Regions from separate parts of the Homo sapiens genome. Here all the other regions are linked to region 3. A link is a contact called in ENCODE Hi-C or POLR2A ChIA-PET data. All regions are on one chromosome and are shown on one strand. Each heading gives the region's core, a stretch centred on a gene start or an enhancer-like site at or near the end of the contact. The rest is flanking DNA. Distances are from core to core; before and after follow the strand shown. Region 1 holds the start of RAB5B (RAB5B, member RAS oncogene family). Region 2 holds the start of COQ10A (coenzyme Q10A). Region 3 holds the start of R3HDM2-DT (R3HDM2 divergent transcript).

Region 1 (4,140 bases), core at 1,363-3,862, 1.5 Mb before region 3:
TGCCCATTTAGTCCACTATCACATCATTGAAGTCAACATGCATCTCTCCCTCTAGCAAATGCTGCACTACGACCCTAACAAGCGGATTTCGGCCAAGGCAGCCCTGGCTCACCCTTTCTTCCAGGATGTGACCAAGCCAGTACCCCATCTTCGACTCTGATAGCCTTCTTGAAGCCCCCAGCCCTAATCTCACCCTCTCCTCCAGTGTGGGCTTGACCAGGCTTGGCCTTGGGCTATTTGGACTCAGGTGGGCCCTCTGAACTTGCCTTAAACACTCACCTTCTAGTCTTGGCCAGCCAACTCTGGGAATACAGGGGTGAAAGGGGGGAACCAGTGAAAATGAAAGGAAGTTTCAGTATTAGATGCACTTAAGTTAGCCTCCACCACCCTTTCCCCCTTCTCTTAGTTATTGCTGAAGAGGGTTGGTATAAAAATAATTTTAAAAAAGCCTTCCTACACGTTAGATTTGCCGTACCAATCTCTGAATGCCCCATAATTATTATTTCCAGTGTTTGGGATGACCAGGATCCCAAGCCTCCTGCTGCCACAATGTTTATAAAGGCCAAATGATAGCGGGGGCTAAGTTGGTGCTTTTGAGAACCAAGTAAAACAAAACCACTGGGAGGAGTCTATTTTAAAGAATTCGGTTGAAAAAATAGATCCAATCAGTTTATACCCTAGTTAGTGTTTTGCCTCACCTAATAGGCTGGGAGACTGAAGACTCAGCCCGGGTGGGGCTGCAGAAAAATGATTGGCCCCAGTCCCCTTGTTTGTCCCTTCTACAGGCATGAGGAATCTGGGAGGCCCTGAGACAGGGATTGTGCTTCATTCCAATCTATTGCTTCACCATGGCCTTATGAGGCAGGTGAGAGATGTTTGAATTTTTCTCTTCCTTTTAGTATTCTTAGTTGTTCAGTTGCCAAGGATCCCTGATCCCATTTTCCTCTGACGTCCACCTCCTACCCCATAGGAGTTAGAAGTTAGGGTTTAGGCATCATTTTGAGAATGCTGACACTTTTTCAGGGCTGTGATTGAGTGAGGGCATGGGTAAAAATATTTCTTTAAAAGAAGGATGAACAATTATATTTATATTTCAGGTTATATCCAATAGTAGAGTTGGCTTTTTTTTTTTTTTTTTGGTCATAGTGGGTGGATTTGTTGCCATGTGCACCTTGGGGTTTTGTAATGACAGTGCTAAAAAAAAAAAGCATTTTTTTTTTATGATTTGTCTCTGTCACCCTTGTCCTTGAGTGCTCTTGCTATTAACGTTATTTGTAATTTAGTTTGTAGCTCATTAAAAAAATGTGCCTAGTTTTATAGTTCATCTCTTTCCTCCTCTTATTTACTGAAAGAATGGTGGGAGACAGAATATGAATGTGTGTATGTGATCATTGATTTCAGACCCCTTTTCCTAATCTCTCTGTGCATGGCTGCCCACCCCACCCCATTTTGGCTAGTGCTGACGGTGAACAAAGTGGTTATTATCATCCCTATTTATGGCTGGGGAAACTGAAGCCTATATACTTCCTACTTCACTTTCTCCACACACCAGCAAACCTCCTTTCCCCCAGCCAACATACCACACACACACCACACCACACACACATCACATACACACACCACACACACATCATATACACACATATACCACACACACCACGTATACATATACCAAATACACACACACCACATACACACCATATATGCACACACACCCCATACATACACACACCCATGCACATACATAGCGGCAGGAAGAGGGCTCCCGGGGAATTTGCCTTTCGACACTGCATTTCCCAGTAAGCCCGCCGTTTTTCCTTTCTGTTTCATATCACAGACAGAAAAGTTTTCCAAAGATTCTTTTATTTACATTTACATACGATTCTGAAAAAGCGTCTCCAAGCTACCACTTCTTGTAGTTGCCATTGTCTCATTCCACCAAAAAACATCTCAGACCGCCCGCGGCCACCCCAAATACGCCTGTCCACTGAAGCCTCACTAAAAGGAGGAAGCGCTGATGTCAGGGTTACTTAAATTCCCAGGCTCCGGATCCCTAGAAGAGGTATTTCCCTTTACGCCCGCGAATTTGTCATAGAAGGCAGGGCACTAGAGCCAGCCCCAGCCAAGTCCAGGGGGAGGGGCGAAGGTCAGTAGCGGCCTTCCTAAGGCTTCCTTCAACCCCTCCTTGCCTGCCAGTCAAGTACCGTATTTTCGCAGTACTGGTTAAAGTTTCACTTTGACCCGCCTCCATCACTCACCTGATTAGATGTTTATGAGTCAAAAGGCGGGGTCATGGGGTGTCGAGATTTTATTGGTGGATACATACGCCTGTCGGCAGTGTACCGCCCCCTGTCTTCAGGAGCTTGCTCTTTAATGGCTCCTTACCTCGTCCATCTTCGAGGTTTCTCCCTCGCTATTGGCTTGTGGCCCCGCCTGTCGCGTCCCTTGCTCGTACTTGTTGGTGACAGCGCCCAAAGAGACTCGCCTTTCTCCAGAGGATTGGTGGATGAGTGCACATATAGCCCACCCTCGAAGGTAGGCGGGTAATCGAGCTATTGGCTGGAGCCCCGCCCCAGGGCGAGGAGGAGAAGGAGGGGCAGGAGGGTTTGGTTGAGCTGCAGCTGTTTGTCTGTTCGACACAGGCTTGGGGCCGACGGGGGAGACGGAGCCCCAGGTACCGAGCTGATGGAGCCCAAAGGGCAGGGGCGGAAGCGCCCGGGAGATGAGAGCAGCCTGGCCTGAGAGCGGAGGCGGGTCTGGTCCTAAGCGAGGGGTTAGAGTGGCCCACCGGAGAGGGGAGAAGGGGGCCGGGCCCCGGCAGGCCTAATGGGGGTCGCTGAGGAGGGGACTGGGCGGCCTGGGACCCCGAAGTTGGTGAGTCGGGAAGGCGGCTGGGCTGTGGCGGCGGCCAGGCCGAGGGCCGGGGGCTGGAGGCCTGGAGCTTGAGTGAGGGCAGGGGCAGGCCTCATTAAGCAGCGCTGAAGAGGGAGGAGCTGGGGAAAGGAACAGGGCAGCGGGTGAGGTAAGCCCATTTGCCGGGAGGTGAGGAGGGTCAGACCTGTCGCCCGAGCCCCGGGGGTGACTGGGGCTGGGTCCCTGCAGAGAGGTTCATTGGAAGGGCCTGAGAAGGGTTCTTAGTTGGGTAAGAAGCGTTCTTTTCAGGGAAAGTGCCTATTGTAAAAAGAACTGAGGGTGCTATGGTGTTGAGCTGAGAGAGATTTGGGTTCAGTGAGGGAGAACTGGGGAAAATGAAGAAGGCTGTATTAATCTAGAAGACTAAGGTAGTTGAAGTAATGGAAGCAGGGCCTGGTATCAGTTATGGGAACTTCTGGGAATGCTGAAGGGTGGGCTGGGGGCTCTGGGTCTTGGGAGTACACACTCTTTTGTTCCCTTTAGTGTTTAGATGTGGTAATTTGAAGCTTTTTAAAACTCCCAGGGTAGGGATGAAGATCAAAGTAATTTTTTTTTTTCCATGACTGTTGGCTGCTCCAAACTCAGCCCCTACACTTTCTGTTGGCCTCATAGCTGGTCTATACTGCAGTCTGTTTCTTAACTTACTGTTTCATGTCCTATGAAAGAGCTAAGAAGTTGGATTGGGGGCATGTTTTGTCCACTTCTTTCCCACTTAATAATGTGGTCTATAGCAAATACCATGTCTCCTAGAACTGAGAATCTATTTCATATCTATTTCATTATCTACATGGGAAAGGGGCTTAGAGATCCTCAGCCATCAGGAGATCTTCTGATCATAGTTGGTGAAACTTTTGTGGGACTTAGACTTGACTTGGGTATTTCCCAGGCAGGTAATGGAGTTAACAGGTCCGAAACTATGCGGTGATATCACTGAGGAAGAGATTTGGGGAAGAGTGAGAAATTCCATTTCAAAAGCTTGGCATCACCCCTTGTTCTTTGTCTACTTCAAAAGCCCAGATTTCTGTGCTGTTAGAAAGTTGGGTCAAACTATGAAGTATCTGGGGAAGATGGTGAGTAGAGAAAAAGATACAGAGGTGCAGTAGCCCACGCCTGTAATCCCAGCACTTTGGGAGGCTGAGACAGGAGGATCACTTGAGCCCGGGAGTTCGAGGGTGCAGTGAGCCATGATCTTCCCACTGCACTCCAGCCTGGGCAACAGAATGAGAC
Region 2 (4,221 bases), core at 53-2,552, 1.2 Mb before region 3:
GCCCAGAGCTTGGAATGTTAATCTCCTTTCCCAAAAATGTAGAACACAGCACTAACCACTTGTGGAAGCTACAAAGATGAACAGTGCTTCTAACTATAAACAAGGCCGAATATGATAAAGGCTCTGTGATGATTGAGTGTCAACTTGATTGGATTGAAGGAGGCAAAGTGTTGTTCCTGAGTGTCTGTGAGGGTGTTGCCAAAGGAGATTAACATTTAAGTCAGTGGACTGGAAGGAAGTGACCCAGTCTCAATGGTGGGCACCATCCAATCCGCTGCCAGCGACGCTAGAAAAAGTAGGCAGGGCTAGGCATGGTGGCTAACACCTGTAATCCCAGCACTTTGGGAAGCCGAGACGGGTGGATCACCTGAGGTCAGGAGTTCGAGACCAGCCTGGCCAACATGGCGAAACCCCATCTCTACTAAAAATACAAAAATTAGCTGGGCATGGTGGCGCATGCCTGTAATCCCAGGTACTGGGGAGGGGGGCGGGGCGGGGGTGGTGAGGCAGGAGGATCGCTTGAACCTGGGAGGCCAAGGTTGCAGTGAGCTGAGATCGTGCCACTGCACTCCAGTCTGGGCAACAGAGCGAGACTCCGTCTCAAATAAATAAATAAATAAATAAATAAATAAATAAATAAATAAAAGTAAAAGTAGGTGGAAGAAGCTGACTTGCTGAAGTCTTCCGGCCTTCGTCTTTCTCTCATGCTGGATGCTTCCTGCCCTCGAACATCAGACTCCAAGTTCTTCAGCTTTTGGACTCTTGGACTTACACCAGTGGTTTGCCAAGGGCTCTCGGGGCTTTGGCCACAGACTGAAGGCTGCACTGCCGGCTTCCCTACTTTTGAGGTTTTGGGCCTTGGACTGATCCACCACTGGCCTCCTTGCTCCTCAACTTGCAGACGGCCTAATGTGAGACTTTACCTTGTGATCCTGTGAGGCAATTCTTAATAAACTCCCTTTCATATATACATTTATCCTATTCACTATGTCCCTCTAGAGAACCTAAGGCTCTAACAGCGACGTTCAGAGGATCTACAGATATCTGCGGTAGACACGCCCACGAAGTCGCCTCTGTGCCTACCTATCGGGTCCTGTGACCACAGGCGACCTCAGTCCCCGAACCATCTTTGCAGCTTCTCAAACGCACACCCCAGTGCCCTTTCTCGCCACAGGTGTGAAACTACATCTCCCGACAGGCGGCGTTGTCCCCTTCCTTCCTTCCTTCCTCTCCCAGGCCCGAGCCATGGCAACAGCGTGACGTGGGGGTACCGAGATCTGCGGGAGCAGCGGTCCCGGCTTCAGTTCTAGCCTACCCGGCAGCCTGGACGGGAGCAAGGCGAGAGGTGCTGCCGCCTCCCGTCGCCCCTGCGCTCAGAGGTCCCGAACCAGCCCAGCCGCTGCCTCTTGCCGCTCCGCCTTTGGAGTGAGGAGGGCGCAGCCCGCGTCAGAACTTAGAGGGCCAGGCAGGGTCGCGCGCATGGCCTGGGCGGGCTCGCGGCGGGTCCCAGCTGGGACGCGCGCGGCAGCCGAGCGCTGCTGCCGGCTCTCGCTCAGCCCGGGCGCGCAACCGGCCCCGCCCCCAGGCCCTCTGCCACCGCCGCGACCAATGAGGTGAGAGGGAGGTGACCGCGGCTGAGGGCAGGGGGTCGCTGCGAACCCCGGGGTTCCGCGGTGGAGGGGTGCTATACTGGGATGCAGGCGCGGCGGGGACTGGCAGCAATCATGCCCTGGGAGCTAACGTAGAGCTTTGGATAATGCTTTTGCAAGTTGTACGAGAAGGGAAGTTCTCGGGGTGAGTGTCCAACCTCTTCTTGGCCCTCGCGGGCGCCCTGGGGTCCCCGGGGACAGTGATGCTTCCTTAAAGTCTTAGCTTTCAGCAGTAGTGTAGGCCCAGTCAAAGGCAACTGGCGCTTCCCACACACCCCTTTTTCTCATCCCCCTCACCCCGCCCCCAGCCCTGTCCTTAGCTGCCCTCGACCTTTTGCACTCGTGACTCCCTGGCCAGAGAGAGCCTAGCGGGCTGCAGCAGGTGCTGGGGGGAAAGCTTGTTTGGACGACCTTCGTCTGGGATGCACTCTTCTTCTCCTTCACCTACAAATGATAGAGGATTACGAAGAACTATACGGTTGGCTCCTCTTTCCTTTGGCCTTAGGTTTCTGACCTCCTGCAGCCTCCTCTTGCCTCGGGCTGCCCAGATCTTGGCGGCTGAGGCTGGCTTACCTTCGAGCCGTTCCTTCATGGGATTTGCTGCTCCCTTCACCAACAAGCGAAAGGCTTACTCGGAGCGTAGAATCATGGGGTAAGCATTCTCTGCCTTGCATCCTTGCACCTCCCTTTTCCCTCCAAATAACCCTGTCCAGGCAAGAATGTCAGGGTATCATCGGTGGGCAAGATTCATCCCTAGCCATCCCCCTCCCCAGCTACAATACTGATCCTCAGTCCTCCCCTGCCACTCTTCCGACCTTAATTTCTCCCTTCTTGGTTGCTGTGCATGTGCTTAAGTGAAATGAGACTAGGGTTGGACTATACTTTAAGACAACAGGGCGTAGCTGGGTGCGGTGGCTCACGCCTGTAATCCCAGGACTTTGGGAGGCTGAGGCGGGCCGATCGTTTTAGGTCAGGAGTTCGAGACCAGCCTGGCCAACATGGTGAAACCCTGTCTCCACTAAAAAAAAACACACACACAAGAATCAGCCTGGCACGGTGGCGGGCGCCTTTAATCCCAGCTATTTGGGAGGCTGAGGCAGGATAATCGCTGGAACCTGGGAGGCAGAGGTTGCAGTGAGCTGAGATTGCCCCACTGCACTCCAGCCTGGGCGACAGAGCAAGACTGTCTCAAAAAACAAAACAAAAAACAGGGTGTATTTTTCTGGTGACCATTTAAAAATAATTTTTATGGGTACCTAGTATGTGTAAATTAGCAGCGTAACCTTTTTAGTATATTTTGAGCATAATAGCTAAATTATCGAGCACTTGCTACATGCTAGCAGCTTGACTTAGATGTTTTACATAGATATTTCTCATTTAATTCTCACAACAAACCTATAAATCAGGTGAGAAAATGGAGACACAGGTAATTTACCTAAGGCCACATTGTTAAAAAATTGTTAAGAGCTGGGATCTGATCCTTGTGTGATCACCAGTAAAACTGACAGCCTCTGTTCTCCCTAGATGGTCCCTCTTAAAATCAAAATAAACAATGAATGCAAAAGCATTCTGTAAACTGCAAAATATAAGGTAACAGTATCATAAGGATTTACACGTTTGCTTTTGGGAAGTTATTCATCCAGGCTTATTTGGGATCTGTAGTTCCTGAAGGTGCGTGGTTAGTGGGCAAAGGTATGAATTAGGGGCCTATAGCAAGGAGGAACCTGACCCAGCTGGCAGCTCCTTGGCCTGTGATTCTTCTTCTCCTAGGTACTCAATGCAGGAGATGTATGAGGTGGTGTCCAACGTCCAGGAGTATCGTGAGTTTGTGCCCTGGTGTAAGAAGTCTCTGGTGGTATCCAGCCGTAAGGGTCATTTGAAAGCCCAGCTGGAGGTTGGCTTTCCACCTGTCATGGAACGTTACACCTCTGCAGTTTCCATGGTCAAACCTCACATGGTCAAGGTGAGGCCTGTATGGGAGGGATTGACAAGATTTTTTGTTTTTAGCAGTTTCATATGAAAGTGCTATTTTGGCCTTCCTTGTAAGTACTTTATGTCCATGTGTCAAGTATTTCCCTCATATCAGAAAAGAAGGAAAATGGCTTTCAATTCCTTTATATTGTATCCTATACTTAGTAATGTTATTTAACTACCTGATTACCCTATTCTAGGCTGTTTGTACTGATGGCAAGCTCTTCAACCACTTAGAGACTATTTGGCGATTCAGCCCTGGTATTCCTGCCTATCCTCGAACCTGCACTGTGGACTTTTCGGTGAGTCAGGAGGTTGTGTAGCAGAGGACGAGGACTGGGTATGAGGAAGGGCTGGGGTACTGTGACAGGGTTATTAATTTATTTGAGATGGAGTCTTGCTCCGTCACCCAGGCTGGAGTGCAATGGCACGATCTTGGCTCACTGCAACCTCCACCTTCTGGGTTCAAGCGATTTTCCTGCCTCAGCCTCCCAAGTAGCTGGGATTACAGGAGCCTGCTACCAAGCCCGACTGATTTTTTATTTTTAGTAGAGACGGGGTTTCACCATTTTGGCTAGGCTGCTCTCAAACTCCTGGCCTC
Region 3 (4,154 bases), core at 1,119-3,618:
ATTTTTTTTTTTTTTTTGAGACAGTCTCTCGCTCTGTTGCCTAGGCTGGAGTACAGTGGCACGATCTTGGCTTACTGCAAAATCCGCCTCCTGGGTTCAAATGATTCTCCCACCTCAGCCTGCCAAGAAGCTGAGATTACAGGTGCCTGCCACCACGCCTGGCTACTTTTTGTATTTTTAGTAGAGACGGGGTTCCACCATGTTGGCCAGGCTGGTCTCAAACTCCTGACCTCAGGTGATCCACCTGCCTTCGCCTCCCAAAGTGCTGCGATTACAGCATGAGCCACCGTGCCCGGCCAGTCAGGCATGCTATTTTTATTTGTCAAATTTTTTTAAAACTTTACATTGTGAAGCTCTGCCAAGAGCAATGGCTCACGCCTGTAATCCCAGTGCTTTTGGGAGTCTGAGGCCAGAGGATCACTTGAGGCCAGGAGTTCAAAACCAGCCTGGGCAACATAGCAAGATCCCATCCCTACGAAAAAAAAATTGTGAAGCTCTACTAATCATATAATGGACACAAAGACAAATGGAACTTCAACTCTGAAATTTAACTTGTTAGGAGTTCATCAGGCCTTCAAGAAAAAAGTTATCTTTTCTCTCAACTCTCTGGAGAACAGCAACAGGGTAAGAAAAATACAACTAAAAACTGAACTGAATTAATCTAACCGGCCACTTTTCACCACTATTTAAACTTTTTGTCTTTCCCGGCGCGGTGGCTCAAGCCTACCACTTTGGGAGGCCAAGGCAGGTGGATCACTTGAGCCCAGGAGTTCCAGACCAGCCTGGGCAGCAAGGTGAAACCCGTCTCTACAAAAATCAGCCAGGAGTGGTGGCTCATGCCTGTACTCCCAGCTACTTGGGGGACTGAGGTAGGAGGACGGCTTGAGGCCAGGAGGCAGAGGTTGCATTGAGCCGAAAAGGAACCACTACACTCCATTCTGGGTGACAGACTGAGACCCTGTCTCAAAAAACAAAATACAACCTTTTGTCTTGATACCCCAGCAACAAAAAGGGGGGCGGGGGTGGGGGGGGAATATTGGTGGAACAACAACAAAAAAAAGCATTAGGAAGAAGAGCCACAAATAATTCAACTGCAAATCTATCTAAAAATACAAGAAAATGCTAGGAATTTGTGATATTCCTGAAGTGAAACCTGTCACTTTCCTCCTTCCTTGAGTCTCCACGTGGCTTACGCATATCAGACAGGACTCAGGCTTCTCAATCTTAGTTATCTATTTGAACAACATTATGTACAAGGATATTCATCCAACTGGGATCTGAATTCAAACTTTTCCACTTTTCTTTCTTCCGTTTTAACGCAGTTCTGGGATTGTTATTCGGTCATTTCTCATCATTATCCAATGACAATTCACTCTAAGTCAGTATTCCTGGTAGTTCCGAGACTTAATGGCCACAAATGTTGAAAAATGTTAGCTCTACGGGAAAACGAATCGAAGCGTTTTCAGGGGCTCGAGTAGTTATGAGCTTAGTGTAGGCCCAAGTTTTAAGCTATAGAAACATCTCCCTGTATGTGCCAACTCAAATCCCCGTCCCTGTAAGAAACCTGGACACCAGCATGATTTTAAACACTTCTACACCTCTCCGTCCTATTTTTCCATGCTCCACGCTCGAAGGAAAACCGCCACCCAAGAAACACACGGAGCTAGCCACCCCGAAGCACTGGAAGGGCGCAATAGTTTTTAGGTCACCCCGCAAAGGCCACAGGTGGCGCCACCCCCCTGCCCCCGCACCGCCGCCCTCCGCCCCGCGCCCCCAGCTTCTCTCCAGCAGCGCACACTTGGAGCAGTCCTTCCCGCGGCCATCCGACCCTGACCCATCGTCCCCGGGACCGGCTGCCGGGCGCGAGGAACCCAGGCCGCGGGGCCTCCTCGCGCCCGCCCGTGCGGCCGCCACGCCCCCTCCCCACAGGCCGTCCGGGCCGCCCGCCCCCTCGGCCGGGAGGTGGCCTCACCTCGCACGGGCCTTGGCGGGGAGGGCGCCCACGTCTCCGCCCGCCGCCCGGGCCCACGGCCGCTCGGCTGCGGCTCGGCCCCGACGGCCGGCGGCGGCGCGCTTCTGGGGGCGGGCTTTTCTCGGCCGGGGCTTCCCCGGGGCCGAGGGCTGGGAAGCAGGGGGGACTGGGACGGGGGAGGGGAAAGGGGCTTGGGAAGGAGGGGGGAGAGGGGAAGAAAAGGGGGGAACCAAACCCGGAAAGGGAGAAAAGGGGGGAGGGGAAAATCAGAAGGGGAAGAAAAGCCCAGAGTCCGCCCCCCGCTGCGGCTGCGCGCTACGTCACTACGTCCGGCGTTGTCGTCACCTCGTCCTGCGTTCCGGCCGTCCCTGCTTCCTGGCTTCCCGCGTGCCCCTCAGCAGCCCTGCGGGGCCTACCGCCTGCCGCACGCACTCCCGCCGGCGCGCGCGCACTCGCACTCGCTCGCTCGCCCTCTCCTCCTTCCGCGTTACCTGTGTCAGGACACCAATCCGGAGTCACTGGGAGCCTCGGTCCTCCTTAAACCCTTCAAGTCTGTCAGATAGAATACCCTGGATTTCAATATAATACTAATAGTGATCATTCTAAAGTAATTTCCATTTACAGAGCACTTTCACTTAGGGCAGTAACTCCTGTACCAAAAGAACGTACACTCGGTATTTGTTGCATACGTGGATAACTATAGTTGAGCAGGTAAATGTCCATTTTACGTAAAGATGAAAAAAACCGACCTAGGAGGAACTCAGTCTGTCCTATTAAGATCACATTCTTACCATCATCCCCTCTCTAAGATACAGTTCTCAAAAATCGTCTTAAATGTCCAGCCTCCCCCGTTTTGTCCATTCTAGGCAGAATCAATTTAGTTATTGATTATGTGTGTGTGGATAATTTACTGACCAAACTCCCTCAAAGAAGCAATGTAGTCTTTTGTAGAATTCGACCATTAAATATTTACCTTGTGACAGAAACTGCGGTAGGCAAAAAAAGTCAAATAATTATAGTACAATTTAAGTGCTATAATAGAAAGGTTTAAATGTGCTATGGAAACACAAGGAACAGCAATTCGTTCTTAGCGGTAAAAGAGATTGAGTAAGTTACAGAGAAACTACAGGTGAAACTCCAGCTAATCTTGAGACTATAAATAGTTCACTAGAGAGGTAAGAATGGAGATTCCAGCAAAGTCATAGAGGCATGAAGTTCATCTTTCCTTCAAGGATGAGCAAGTTCCAGGTTGGTTGGCGTTTTTTGTTTGTTTGTTTGTTTGTTTTATTTATTTTGAGATGGGGTCTCGCTTTGTCACCCAGGCAACTAGATTGCAGTGGTGCAATGTCGGTTCACTACAACCTTCACCTCTCAGGTTCAAGTGATTCTCCTGCCTCAGCGTCCGGAGTAGCTGGGACTACAGGCACGCACCATCACACCCGGCTATTTTTTGTATTTTTAGTAGAGACGGGGTTTTGCCATGTTGGCCAGGCTAATCTCGAACTCCTGGCCTCAGGTGATCCACCCGCCTCGGCCTTCCAAAGTTCTGGGATTACAGGTGTGAGCCACCTTGCCCAGCCCTCTCTCCTGGTCATCACTGCCTCCTGCCCCCAAATTCTCTCAACCCTCTAGAGAACAACAACGGGGGAAGAAAAATACAACTGAACTGAACTGATCTAACCTGCCACTTTTCACCACGATTTAAACTTTTTGTCTTGGCCGGGCGCAGTGGCTCACACCTAGCACTTTGGGAGGCCAAGGCAGGTGGATCATTTGAGCTCAGGAGTTCCAGACCAGGCAGTGATGACCAGTAGGAAATAATAGCTAATATTTGTATTATGTGTATGTAAGTACAATATAAAATGTGTAGCATTCTACATCTATTGTTAGTATCAAATCCTCAATACAATAGGTACTATTATTATACCTGTTTTATAGATGAGGAAACCTGAGGCACAATAATGAAACCAAAGTTCCAGATTTTTTTTTATTTTTTTTGAGACGGAGTCTTGCTCTGTCGCCCAGGCTGGAGTGCAGTGGCATGATCTCAGCTCACTGCAACCTCCACCTCCCGGGTTCAAGTGATTCTCCTGCCTCAGCCTCTCAGGTAGCTGGGACTACAGGCATGTGCCACCACGCCCGGCTTATTTTTATTTTATTTATTTTTTTATTTTTCTTTGGT

What was found. Hi-C counts contacts between places; a loop is a spot of excess contacts on that map. ChIA-PET counts read pairs that join two places held with the same protein, here RNA polymerase II (POLR2A). Pooled maps may share reads with other maps.
Region 1: a pooled map shows a loop between it and region 3 (13-fold over the local background). The contact joins the promoter of RAB5B here to the promoter of R3HDM2-DT in region 3. A Hi-C loop is called at or near these places in 8 of 50 pooled maps. POLR2A ChIA-PET finds 5 or more read pairs at or near these places in 2 of 52 experiments (Panc1 and activated B cell).
Region 2: a map of naive thymus-derived CD4-positive, alpha-beta T cell shows a loop between it and region 3 (12-fold over the local background). The contact joins the promoter of COQ10A here to the promoter of R3HDM2-DT in region 3. A Hi-C loop is called at or near these places in 1 of 168 maps with a recorded cell type or tissue (naive thymus-derived CD4-positive, alpha-beta T cell) and 4 of 50 pooled maps. POLR2A ChIA-PET finds 5 or more read pairs at or near these places in 1 of 52 experiments (Panc1).

The regions. Positions count from the first base shown.
Region 1 is chr12:55,971,466-55,975,605 of GRCh38, forward strand. RAB5B (RAB5B, member RAS oncogene family) reads left to right here and starts at 2,613. Exons shown (of 6, transcript NM_002868.4): 1 at 2,613-2,674. It overlaps CDK2 (cyclin dependent kinase 2), which reads left to right. Exons shown (of 7, transcript NM_001798.5): 7 at 56-1,324. The coding sequence ends at 160. RefSeq lists an enhancer at 2,357-2,506.
Region 2 is chr12:56,265,640-56,269,860 of GRCh38, forward strand. COQ10A (coenzyme Q10A) reads left to right here and starts at 1,303. Exons shown (of 5, transcript NM_144576.4): 1 at 1,303-1,613; 2 at 2,155-2,301; 3 at 3,420-3,612; 4 at 3,821-3,922. The coding sequence starts at 1,480. RefSeq lists enhancers at 1,196-1,305, 1,374-1,873, 1,397-1,566, 2,016-2,085, a silencer at 1,406-1,735 and a cis regulatory region at 1,482.
Region 3 is chr12:57,428,748-57,432,901 of GRCh38, forward strand. It overlaps R3HDM2-DT (R3HDM2 divergent transcript), which reads left to right and starts at 2,369. Exons shown (of 2, transcript NR_185976.1): 1 at 2,369-2,683. R3HDM2 (R3H domain containing 2) reads right to left here and starts at 2,296. Exons shown (of 24, transcript NM_001394031.1): 1 at 1,973-2,296. RefSeq lists an enhancer at 1,438-1,547 and a silencer at 1,728-2,197.